Regions from separate parts of the Homo sapiens genome. Here region 1 is linked to region 2. Evidence: read pairs that join two places in POLR2A ChIA-PET (ENCODE). Cell type or tissue: OCI-LY7. All regions are shown on one strand. Each heading gives the region's core, and the rest is flanking DNA. Links, peaks and the distances in the headings are about the cores only.

The links. ChIA-PET counts read pairs that join two places held together with the same protein. Peaks named below come from ENCODE experiments on the same cell type or tissue, not always from the same donor. Only the 100,000 strongest peaks of a DNase experiment are listed, where the experiment ranks them.
Region 1: POLR2A ChIA-PET joins it to region 2 with 6 read pairs; 4 of 35 experiments call an interaction of 5 or more read pairs at or near these places.

What each region holds. Positions count from the first base shown.
Region 1 is chr4:153,544,581-153,550,183 of GRCh38, forward strand. It overlaps TMEM131L (transmembrane 131 like), which reads left to right. Exons shown (of 35, transcript NM_001131007.2): 4 at 5,493-5,561. Among named protein-coding and RNA genes, the nearest start is that of TMEM131L, 81 kb to the left of the region's middle. In OCI-LY7, for the core only: no CTCF peak of the experiment used is centred there; no DNase peak of the experiment used is centred there; H3K27ac peaks cover 563 bases.
Region 2 is chr4:153,416,253-153,421,855 of GRCh38, forward strand. No RefSeq gene overlaps it. Among named protein-coding and RNA genes, the nearest start is that of TMEM131L, 47 kb to the right of the region's middle. In OCI-LY7, for the core only: no CTCF peak of the experiment used is centred there; DNase peaks (open chromatin) are centred at 2,559, 3,019 and 3,619; H3K4me3 peaks cover 1,642 bases; H3K27ac peaks cover 2,745 bases.

The DNA of each region.
Region 1 (5,603 bases), core at 184-5,183, 130 kb after region 2:
TGCACTTTCTGTGCTCAGTTCTCCAAGGTGGTCCATGCTATCTTCACTCCTGCCATTGGCCTTACTGGAAGCAGCCTTTGTTCAGTGTCCCTCCGTGGTAGCTGCTCATTGAGGCCCACTCAGATAGCCCCATTCTCCAAAGGCTTTGCTGAGTTTCTCCGGTGGGTTTTCGCTCTTCTGTTTTTGGACTCTCCTGATCTCTGGGTTTTGATCGTGGGCATATGAGGCAGTCCAGCCTCCTGGGTGGTAAGCCTGAGGGGAGCATCTTCCTGGAGCTGACCACCTGCCTCCGTGCAGCTGAGCCTTATTAAATTGCCAAGAGCTTTGAGGTGGGGTCAGCAGTCTCTGGCCCTGCCTCTCACTCTGGGGAGATGAAGCTTTGTCTTTGAAATGACGTGTTTTGGTTGGATAACATTTGTGAACAGCTGGAACAGTTGGTTACAGCCAACTCATTTCCATGTCTAAGTTACTGGACTCATTTTTTAAAGTGTGTCTGATATCAGCAGACAGATTTAATTTTCCTAGGCATAAGAAATCTGGGCATCTACATGCTTTTGAAGGATCTTGGAGTCATCCAATGCAGCTTGCTCATTTTGTTGAAGAAGAAACTGAATCCCTGTGTCACATTGGCGTTCACGTCACACTAGGACCTGACCCAGCACCTTCTCATTTCCAGTGAAATTTCTCTTGTATCAGCCACTTTTTCAAACTTTTTTTTTTTTTTTGAGATGGAGTCTCGCTCTGTCGCCCAGGCTGGAGTGCAGTGGCGCGATCCCGACTCACTGAAAGCTCCGCCTCCCGGGTTCACGCCATTCTCCTGCCTCAGCCTCCTGAGTAGCTGGGACTACAGGCGCCCGCCACCATGCCTGACTAATTTTTTGTATTTTTAATAGAGATGGGGTTTCACCGTGTTAGTCAAGATGGTCTCGATCTCCTGACCTCATGATCCACCCACCTCGGCCTCCCAAAGTGCTGGGATTACAGGCATGAGCCACCGTGCCAGGCCCAAACTGTTTCTTTGTTGTATGTCTGTAGAAAAAAATGTGGCCAAAGTTTTTAAAAAGATTTTTTTCTTTTAAAAGATAAAAGAAAAAAGGCCAGGTAAAATCTTAGGCAAAGATCAATGTTTTTTCAAAATAAGACATGTGGAAATCCTTGTCTACAGGTCCTGCTGCTGAGAAAGCTCAGCTCTTTGCAGAAGGTCTTCAAAATAAGGACTAAGAGTGTGTGGAACAGGATCTGTATCAACAAGAGCTCAGACACTGCAGATGGCTCTTGCCTTTATTTCTTATCCTCGTGCCTTTCTCCTGTTATAGAAGCAAAATGGCCCCTTTTATGTGTTGCCCAGGCTGGAGTGCAGTGGTGCGGTCATTGCTCCCTGCAGCTTTGAACTCCTGGGCTCAAGGGATCTTCCACCTCAGCCTCCTCAGTAGTTGGGACTACCAGCGTGTGCCACTGAGCTCGGATAATATATATGTTATATATATAGTAATAGAGATGAGGTCTCACCGTATTGCCCAGGCTGGTCTCGAACTCCTAGGCTTGAGCAATCCTCCCACCTTGTCCTCTTAAAGTGCGGGGATTACAGGTGTGAGCCACTGCACCCGGTCCATTTTTCTCTTTTAACTAGGAGCTTTTTTTTTTTTTTTACAATTATCTTACAGATGGAGAAGGGGTGAAAATTAGAAATATGTGGCATAAATTTATCATTGATTTCTACAAGATGCATGTAATTATTTGATGCCAGGTTGTGGGGACTCCTAAGAGTAAAAGAGGCCAGGTGGTCTTTGACATACATGAATCATTATTATTAAGGGTGAAATATGAGAAGGGTGAAATGTGAAATGCTGACTTTCGCAAGAAAGGGGGGAAAAGGAGGAAATTTTATCTTTTATTGCTATAGTTCTTGAGATTTAAGTTATTTCTTTGAAGCGAACTTTGGCATTTCAAACAGGATATAATTTCTTGGCACTGATATTTGAGGATAATTGTTCATGTCTGTAGCTGACTAAATTTTAGCAGTTTGTTCTCTCCCACACTCCCCCAGTTTTTTAACAAATATTTGAGCCAGGCGCAGTGGCTCATGCCTGTAATCCCAGCACTCTGGGAGGCCGAGGCGGGCAGATCACCTGAGGTCAGGAGTTTGAGACCAGCCTGACCAACATGGAGAAACCCCATCTCTGTTAAAAATACAAAATTAGCCAGACCTAATGGCGCATGCCTGTAAACCCAGCTACTCGTGGGGCTGAGGCAGGGGAATCGCTTGAACCCGGGAGGTGGAGGTTGCAGTGAGCCGAGTTCATGCTATTGCGCTCCAACGTGGGCAACAAGAGTGAAACTCTGTCTCAAAAAAACAAACAAACAAATATTTGAAACATATGCATGTGTAAGTACTCTCCAGATCATTACCTATGTCTGAAATAGTTTTACCTGCAAGCGCTTTTAAATTTATATACTGACGTTAAAACTCCTTATAACTTAATGTAGTATTTTTCAAGCTGTAAAGTCAATTAAGCTGAAATCAGCCAATGAGAAAAATAACTTATTTTATGACTCTTAGAGAAAAAAAAATTGGCATGGTTTTATTTCTCTATTTGGGATCAAAATAGAGTTTTCTTTGAAGTTAGAGACACTCTGGCTATTTCTGCCATATTACTCTAGGTTTGGCCCTAAATGTCTGATTTTTATTGGGTATGTAAAACTTTCTAATTGTGGAATTTAAAAACCTCTATCAGAATATGAGACAGCCAAAGTTTATATTTCATTTATTCTATAATATTCAGAGCTAATTATTACCATCCCGTTTGGGGCTTTTAATTCCAGAGGTCGATATTGACTTTAAGCTCAATCAGCTTCTCCATCTGTTCTCTTTGCTTTTCTTATTAGATGAGGGTCATCCTCTTAGTAATATGAGCGAATATTTATTGACCTTAATGAAGCCTTTGCTTCATATCTGGCACATCATTTTATCTCATCCTATTATTTCATTTTATTCTCATGATAACTATGGGGTAGATCGTTTCCATTTTACAGAGAATAAGGTTAGGACTTGAGAGAGGTTAAGTGACTGATACTCTCAGGGCTGGAAGGTGATGGCCATAGGCCTCGAGTGCTCTGCTTCCCAAGCCGTCATCAGCAGGCCAGACTGCATCGGTTCCTTGGATAGGTCGTACAGTGCCTGAACTTGACACAGGGCTCATGTTTCCCACTTCCACAGATCTGGATTGGAATTTGGGCTCTGCCTTTTAGTAGCTATGTGACCTTGGGTGAATTACTTAAATCCTCCAAACCTCATCTGTTCATGTGGAGGTTGTGTAAAATCTGATGGCAAATTCACTTTTCAGTGCACAAGACAGGAAGAAGACTGTCATTAATTGCTTTATGCTATGCAGTAGCCTGACTTTTCTCAAAATTATTTTTGGTACATGAAGTTGCCTGTTTTTTTTTTTCTTCTTCTGAAATACTGAGCCTGGCCAGCTCCGTCTGGAGTAGGGTCCCTGTGGTGGACCTGCTGTGGGCACCTCTTCACCTTCGTTACCACCTGTGGTTCTTCACGTCGTTTCCGGAGGCAACTTCTCTGCAAGCCAGTTGTAGGATTAGTGCTGGCCTTTTAGGGTTTGAGTAAATAGCATACCTCTTCTCCGACCGTGTTCAAAACAAGTGAAGAGATTGACAAGAATTAGGCAGATGGAGCCCAAGGCATTACTTTATTTTTTTTTAATTTCTTTTTATTTTTTTGAGACGGAGTCTCGCTCTGTCGCCAAGGCTGGATGGAGTGCAGTGGCACGATCTTGGCTCACTGCAAGCTCTGCGTCCCGGGTTCATGCTATTCTCCTGCCTCAGCCTCCTGAGTAGCTGGGACTACAGGCGCCCGCCACCACGCCCAGCTAATTTTTGTATTTTTAGTAGAGACGGGGTTTCACTGTGTTAGCCAGGATAGCCTTGATCTCCTGACCTTGTGATCTGTCCGCCTCAGCCTCCCAAAGTGCTGGGATTACAGGCGTGAGCCACTGCGTCCGGCGGCATCACTTTATTATTAATACAGCTGGTGCTGGAGATAGAATAAAGGAGGTACAAACAGACTATAATGGAGAGAGGATAGAGAAAGAGAAGCTTAGGTAAAGGCAGAAAGTGGAGGGAGGAAGAAAAGATTGCAACTAGATTCTTCCTGTGAGACAAGGACTTTGGAAGGGTTCTCGGGTCTCTGCATTGTTTGTACCTTCAAGAAAAATGGGGCCTTGGAGAGGGAGTTGCTGAAAGGTCACAAAGCCTGTTGGCCAGCAGGTTTAAAAGTCAAATTTCCATTCCTGGACCAGCCTTTGAACCAGCTTGGTTGATGGCTGCTCGGTGGGAGGAGAAAATGGAAAGATTCTATTTACTTATTTATTTTTGAGTCAGGTCTCAAAAATGGTCTTGCTCTGTCGCCCAGTCTGGAGTGCAGTGATGCTATCATAGCTTACTGCAAGCTCAAACTCCTGGGCTCAAGCAATCCTCCTGCCTCAGCCTCCAGAGTAGCTGGGATTACAGGCGCATGCCACCATGCCTGGCTAATTTTTAAAATTTTTTAGTAGAGATAGGGTCTCACTGTGTTGCCCAGGCTGCTCTCAAACTCCTGGGCTCAAGTGATCTGCCTGCCTTGGCCTCTCAAAGTGCTGGAATTACAAGCATGAGCCACCATCTTCAGCCAAAAAGATTCTATTTTGGAAAGCTTGTTCCAGTCTTTGAAAACAGTTGTTCGTATTACCTTTAGGAGCTTCTTCAGTTAAACCTCTTTAGATTAATAGAGCTTTTAAAATGTCATATGGAAGTTGATGGTTTTTCATACTCATATGTGTATTTTGTATTTTATGTTTTTAAGTATGTTTATATGTCATGTATCTTTATTATGGTTTTCTTTTACATGTTTTTAAAAATATGTTTTGATATGTTTTTCTGCTATATTGATTTGTGCCTTTTGACTATGAAGGAAAATGAAATCATAGTGATGATTAATAACTGAAATGTGACCTGCCATGTGAGATTGTGTATGATTGTTATTCTTATGCAGGCTTGTGATGGTTGTAGCCTCACCAGCTATGCGACACTGTCCTTGCCTTGTTATAAGAAGTCTTAACAAAGTCAGAGGCCACAGTCCCCCAGGCCAACTTTACTTGTATATCATTTCCTGATTTAGGGTTTATGAAAATAGCCATGTCATCCAAATTCACCCAGAAATGAAGGCTATTACAAATTAAATCCATCTCTATTTCTGTCTGAATGCTTAAAAAATCTGTACATTTGATATGAAGTTCTACTAACCGTAATCTTAAATTATCTTAAGTTTACAACTCTAGAATTATACCAGACTTCTAATAGTTCAATTTTATCATTTAAAATCTATGAGGGAGTAAAATTATATGTCATGCATTGAGAGTCATTAGTCTAAGTACGTTATATCTCAGCATTTAAATGTTAAAACTACAACAAAATCAACCTCTCTTTTCTTTTTTTAGCTTCTCGGACAAACTATTTAGTGGAAAAGGCTTACATTTTCAGCCATCAGTTTTAGATTTTGGAATACAGTAAGTATCTTTTCTTTATAATTAAAACTCATTTTATTTATA
Region 2 (5,603 bases), core at 271-5,270:
CAGAGGTTGCAGTGAGCTGAGATTGCACCACTGCACTCCATCCTGGGCAATAGAGCGAGACTCTGTCTCAAAAAAAAAAAAAAAATACAGTATAAAAGATAAAAGTAGCACACCTGTCAAGGGCACTTACCATAAATGGAGCTTGCAGGACAAGAAGTTGCTCTGAGTGGCCAGGTGTCGTGGCTCATGCCTGTAATCCCAGCACTTTGGGAGGCCGAGAAGGGCGGATCACAAGGTCAAGAGATCAAGACCATCCTGGCCAACATGGTGAAACCCTGTCTGCTAAAAAAGAAAATACAAAAATTAGCCAGCCGTGTTGGTAAGCGCCGACAGTCCCAGCCACTAAGGAGGATGAGACAGGAGAATTGCTTGAACCCGGGAGGCAGAGGTTGCAGTGAGCCTAGATTGCGCAACTGCACTCCAGCCTGGGCGACAGAGTGAGACTCCATCTCAAAAAAAAAAAAAAAAAACAGTTTCTCTGAGTGAGTGAGTGGTGGGTGAATGTGAAGGCCTAGGACATGACTACATACTACTCTAGACTTTGTAAACACTGTACACTTGGGCTACACTAAATTTATAAAACTTTTTTCCTGTAATAACCTTAGCTTACTACAATTTTTTACTTTATAAATTTAAATTTTTTAAATGTTTTGACTCTTGTAAAACATTTAATTTAAAACGTACAGCTGTACAAAAATATTTTTATTAAAAAAATTAAATATTAAAAATAATAAATTTTAAAATTTTTGAGGCCAGGTGTGGTGGCTCACGCCTGTAATCTCAGCACTTTGGGAGGCCAAGGCAGGTGGATCACCTGAGGTCAGGGATTCGAAACCAGCCTGGCCAACCTGGTGAAACTCCATCTCTACTAAAAAAAAAGAAAAAATTAGTCAGGCATGGTGGTGGGGGCCTATAATTCCAGCTACTTGGGAAGGCTGAGGCAGGAGAATCGCTTGAACCTGGGATGCAGAGGTTGCGTGGGCCGAGATCACACCACTGCACTCCAGTCAGCAACAAGAGCGAAACTCCGTCTCAAAAAAAAAAAAAAATTATCTGTGTGTGGTGGCTTACACTTGTAATCCCAACACTTTGGGAGGCCGAGGCAGGCGGATCTCTTGAGCCCAGGAATTCGAGACCAGCCTGGGAAACATGATGAAACCCTGCCTATACAAAAAAATATAAAAATTAGCTGGATGTGGTGGTACGTACCTGTAGTCCCAGCTACTCGGGAGGCTGAGGTGGGAGGATCGCTTGATCCTGGAAGTCAGAAGTTGCATTGAGTGAGATCATGCCACTGACTCCAGCATGAATGACAGAGTGAAACCCTGACTAAAAAAAAAAAAAAAAATTAAAAACTTTTTGTTAAAAACCAAGGCAAACACACACATTAGCGTAGGCCTACACAGGTTCAGGATCACCAATATCACTGTTTCCACCTCCACAATCTGTCCCACAGGAAGGTCTTCAGGAGCAACAACATGCATGGAGCTGCCATCTCCTATGAAGAGAATTTCTTCTGGAAAACCTCCCGAAGGACCTGCCTGGGGCTGTTTTACAGTGAGCTTTTTGTTTTGTTTTGTTTTGTTTTTGTTTTCCTTGAGACGGAGTTTCGCTCTGTCGCCCAGGCTGGAGTGCAATGGCACGATCTCAGCTCACTGCAACCTCCGACCCCTGGGTTCAAACGATTCTTCTGTCTCAGCCTCCTGAGTAGCTGGGATTACAGGCATGCACCACCATGCTCAGCTAATTTTGTATTTTTAGTAGAGATGGGGTTTCTCCATGTTGGTCAGGCTGGTCTCGAACTCCTGACCTCAGATGATCCGCCCACCTTGGCCTCCCAAAGTGCGAGGATTACAGGCATGAGCCCTGCACTCGGCCGAACTTCTTTTAATAAGTAAAAGGAGTACACTCTAAAAACATGGAAAATACATAAACCAGTAACATCGTCATTATCATTGTCAAGTATTACGTACTATACATACTTGTATTGCCACACTTTTATTCAGCTGGCAGTGCAGTAGGTTTGTTTACACCATCATCACCACAAACACGAGTCATGTGTTGCACTAAGACATTGCCGCAGCTACGATGTCACTAAGTGGTAGGAATTTTTCAGTTCCATTATAATCTCATAGGACCACCATGATGTATGTAGTCTGTTCTTGACACTGTTGTTAAACAGTGGATGACTGTAGTTGTCTTTGTATAGCACACATCACCAGCTATATAGAATTTTAGGGTTTTTTTCAGCTATCTAAAAAAGAGTAGGTTAAAAATGACATATCCCACGTATATATCTTTTTATAGTTCAGCTTGGCTATTTAGATAATTTGCAGGCACTCCACATCTAAAGAAATAAAATCAAAACGTATGTAATGCCCTTTACACACAGGCTTATTTTTTTTACATTGTCCAATTTTGATATTCTTTTAAGTAACTCGAGTGAAATACTCCATATGTCTGAAATGACCCAAATGGCATCCAAACCATTTGTTAGTGAATCTGGCCTTTGTATTGCATGGAGTTGCTCTGGGCCTACTTAATCACTTCCTGGAGGTTGGTGGGGAGCAAATTGGCCTATCTTTGTTCATGAGGCCAGTTTATGTTGCCTTAGGCAACAGCTCTTCTGACAAGAGAAAGTATTTGATGTAAGAGACAGAGGACAAAAAATAAAAATAACCAATTTTTCTAAAACTAATCGTGGGAATTCCAAAACTTCTCAGGCCCAATTGCCATTATTATAAAAGATACTTGTTTAGAAAGGAAGTATGTGTGTTCAAAAAAGAAACCATTTCTAATGATCTCTAAAAGATGCTGTTTAATATTTAGTTAACTTTTAAGAATTTAGTTCTCTATAGGGCTAGCACGAGAGTGAGTGAGATGGGGGTCTATACATGAGCTAACCAGAGGCTGTAGCATCTTTAGCCAGCAGTGTGCTGCTAAGTTTAATAGCTGGCTGTCTGGAAGAGGGAAGCTGACTTATAGTGTTTGCCTACTTGCGTGGTGTAAGTACTGCCAGCATAGCCGATTTGAGGTTACCAGTGCAATGCCAGTAGAGAAGGGGAAGAGATGCTCGGCAGCACACCATTATGTAGTACCTCCACCATAAAGATGAGGTAGATAATAAAACTCAACAGCACAGGGAACGGTAAAATGTAGTGAAGTACTTAGGGAGTTATCACTCTTCAGTATTTGGCGTCTTTGTTTTTAATATACAGTTCATCATCCTTTACATAACTTCATCTTTAATGCTGGCTGCGTTTAACCACTGGCTCTCTGTTTAACAGCTGACTTACCTGCTCCTGTCCATCACTGTTGTTAATCTTTAAGAGCGGTATTTGAGTTTATTCTCACCTGAAGTTCGAGATACTAGTTAAGAAGGCAGGAAGCCAGGCATGGTAGCCTGTGCCAGTAGTCCCAGTGTATTAGTCCGTTCTCACGCTGCTAATAAAGACATACCCCAGTCTGGGAAATTTATAAAGGAAAGAGGTTTAATTGACTCACAGTTCAGCATGGCAGGGGAGGTTCTCAGGAAACTTACAATCACAGCGGAGGGGGAAGCAAACATGTCCTTCACGTGACAGCAGCAAGGAGAAGTGCCAAGCAAAAGAGGGGAAAGCCCCTTGTAAAACCATCAGATCTTGTGAGAACTCACCCACTATCCCGAGAACAGCAGCATGGGGGTAACTGACCCATGATTCAATGACCTTTCACCGGGTCCCTCTCATGATAAGTGGGGAGTATAGGAACTACAATTCAAGATGAGGTTTGGGTGGGGACACAGCCAAACCATATCACCCAGCTACGGAGGAGGTAGAGGTGGGAGGATTGCTTGAGCCCAGAAGTTCGAGGCCAGCCTGGGCAGCATAGTGAGACCCTGTCTTTTAAATAAATTTAAAAAAGAAAGAAAACAGCAGCCCAGGGGCGTGAGTCTAGCTAAGCTCAAGGTAATCCTTAGTCTTGGGTTGGTTTTGTTACTGATTTGAAGATTTAGGACAACTTGGGTAGACCTAGAATCATATTACAAGTTATCCAGGACCAAATTTGATTCAGTAAATCATGCTATAAATGATAATCCCAGTGTCTTTTCAATGAATTGTGAAGTTTAAAAGGCATCCTATCAACCTCTTTTATGTGTTTTTTTTTTTTAAATCTCAAATAATATCTGTCCTATTCTTAAGGGATTCTAAAAAAGTTTTTACAGTCTCCTGGTAAGTTTCACAATTGTCCAAGGCCAGATCAAATCTGTGAAATGTCTGTTCTGAGGTTAGACCAGGACCAAAGCACTCTGTAAGGACGAATTGGGTAAGACTTTTCTCCTGATGTTGACCACATCATTAATCTAGTGGGATTATACAGTTCTTGGCCTGTCTCAGAAATATATGCTATTGTTCTTTACTTTATCAAACATGATTTTCAGACATGCACAGTGGCTCACACCTATAATTCCCAGTGCTTTGTGAGGGCCAGGTGGGAGGATCCCTTGAGGCCAGGAGTTCGAGACCAGCCTGGGCAACATAGCGAGACCCCATCTCTATGAAAAAAAAAAAATTAGCCAGTTGTGGTGGCGCACACTTGTAGTCCCAGCTAACAGGAGGCTAAGGCAGGAGCATCACCTGAGCCCAGGAGTTTGAGGCCACACTGAGCTGTGATTGCCCCACTGCACTCCAACCTGGGCAATAGAATGAGATCCTGTCTCTAAAGAAAAACAGAAACATGATTCTCTTTAAAGGGTTAAAAAAGGAAATGAGTATAGCTGCCAGTCAAGAAGCAAGAACCACCCTAATAATTCTTGAGCAGAAAAGTCTAAATTGTAAATCTGATAATACTGTTTTTTGAGAGCCATGACTGAAGTAAAGTATCTAGAAAACATTTTTCAGTTGATATGGTACCATCTGTAAGAGCAGTTAAAATGTGACAGATGGTGGGATGACATCGCAATATTATGCATAAACTCCCTTTCAGGATATGCTTCTGGATATTGTTTATTTGCCAGAAAGAAAAAGCACTGCATTACAAAATGACCCACTGCAGTGAATCTATATATTATACTTATCCCAGCATAAGTTTAAAAAAAAAATTGTGAGAGAAGGCCGGGCGCGGTGGCTCACACCTGTAATCCCAGCACTTTGGGAGGCCAAGGCAGGCGGATCACCTGAGGTCAGGAGTTCAAGACCAGCCTGGCCAACATGGTGAAACCCCATCTCCACTAAAAATCCAAACATTAGCTGGGTGTAGTAGTGGGCGCCTGTAATCCCAGCTATTCGGGAGGCTGAGTCAGGAGAATCCTCGAACCCAGGAGGCAGAGGTTGCAGTGAGCCAAGGTCATGCCATTGTACTATAGCCTGGGTGGCAAAGCGAGACTCCAAAAAAAAAATAAAATAACTGAGAGATAGAGGTCAGAGATGGAAGTGGCTTGCTGTCTCCTTCCAAGGTACTCATTGTTGAATCTCAAGGCTAATGGTTTCTGTTAACCAAGATTAGTAAATTACCACACTGAGGGCCAAACCCAAGGTCTATTTTTACTGTCTTTTTACATTTTTTAATAGTATAAAAATAAACAGGAATATGGGACAGAGACTGGTAGTGGCCTGCAAAGCCTA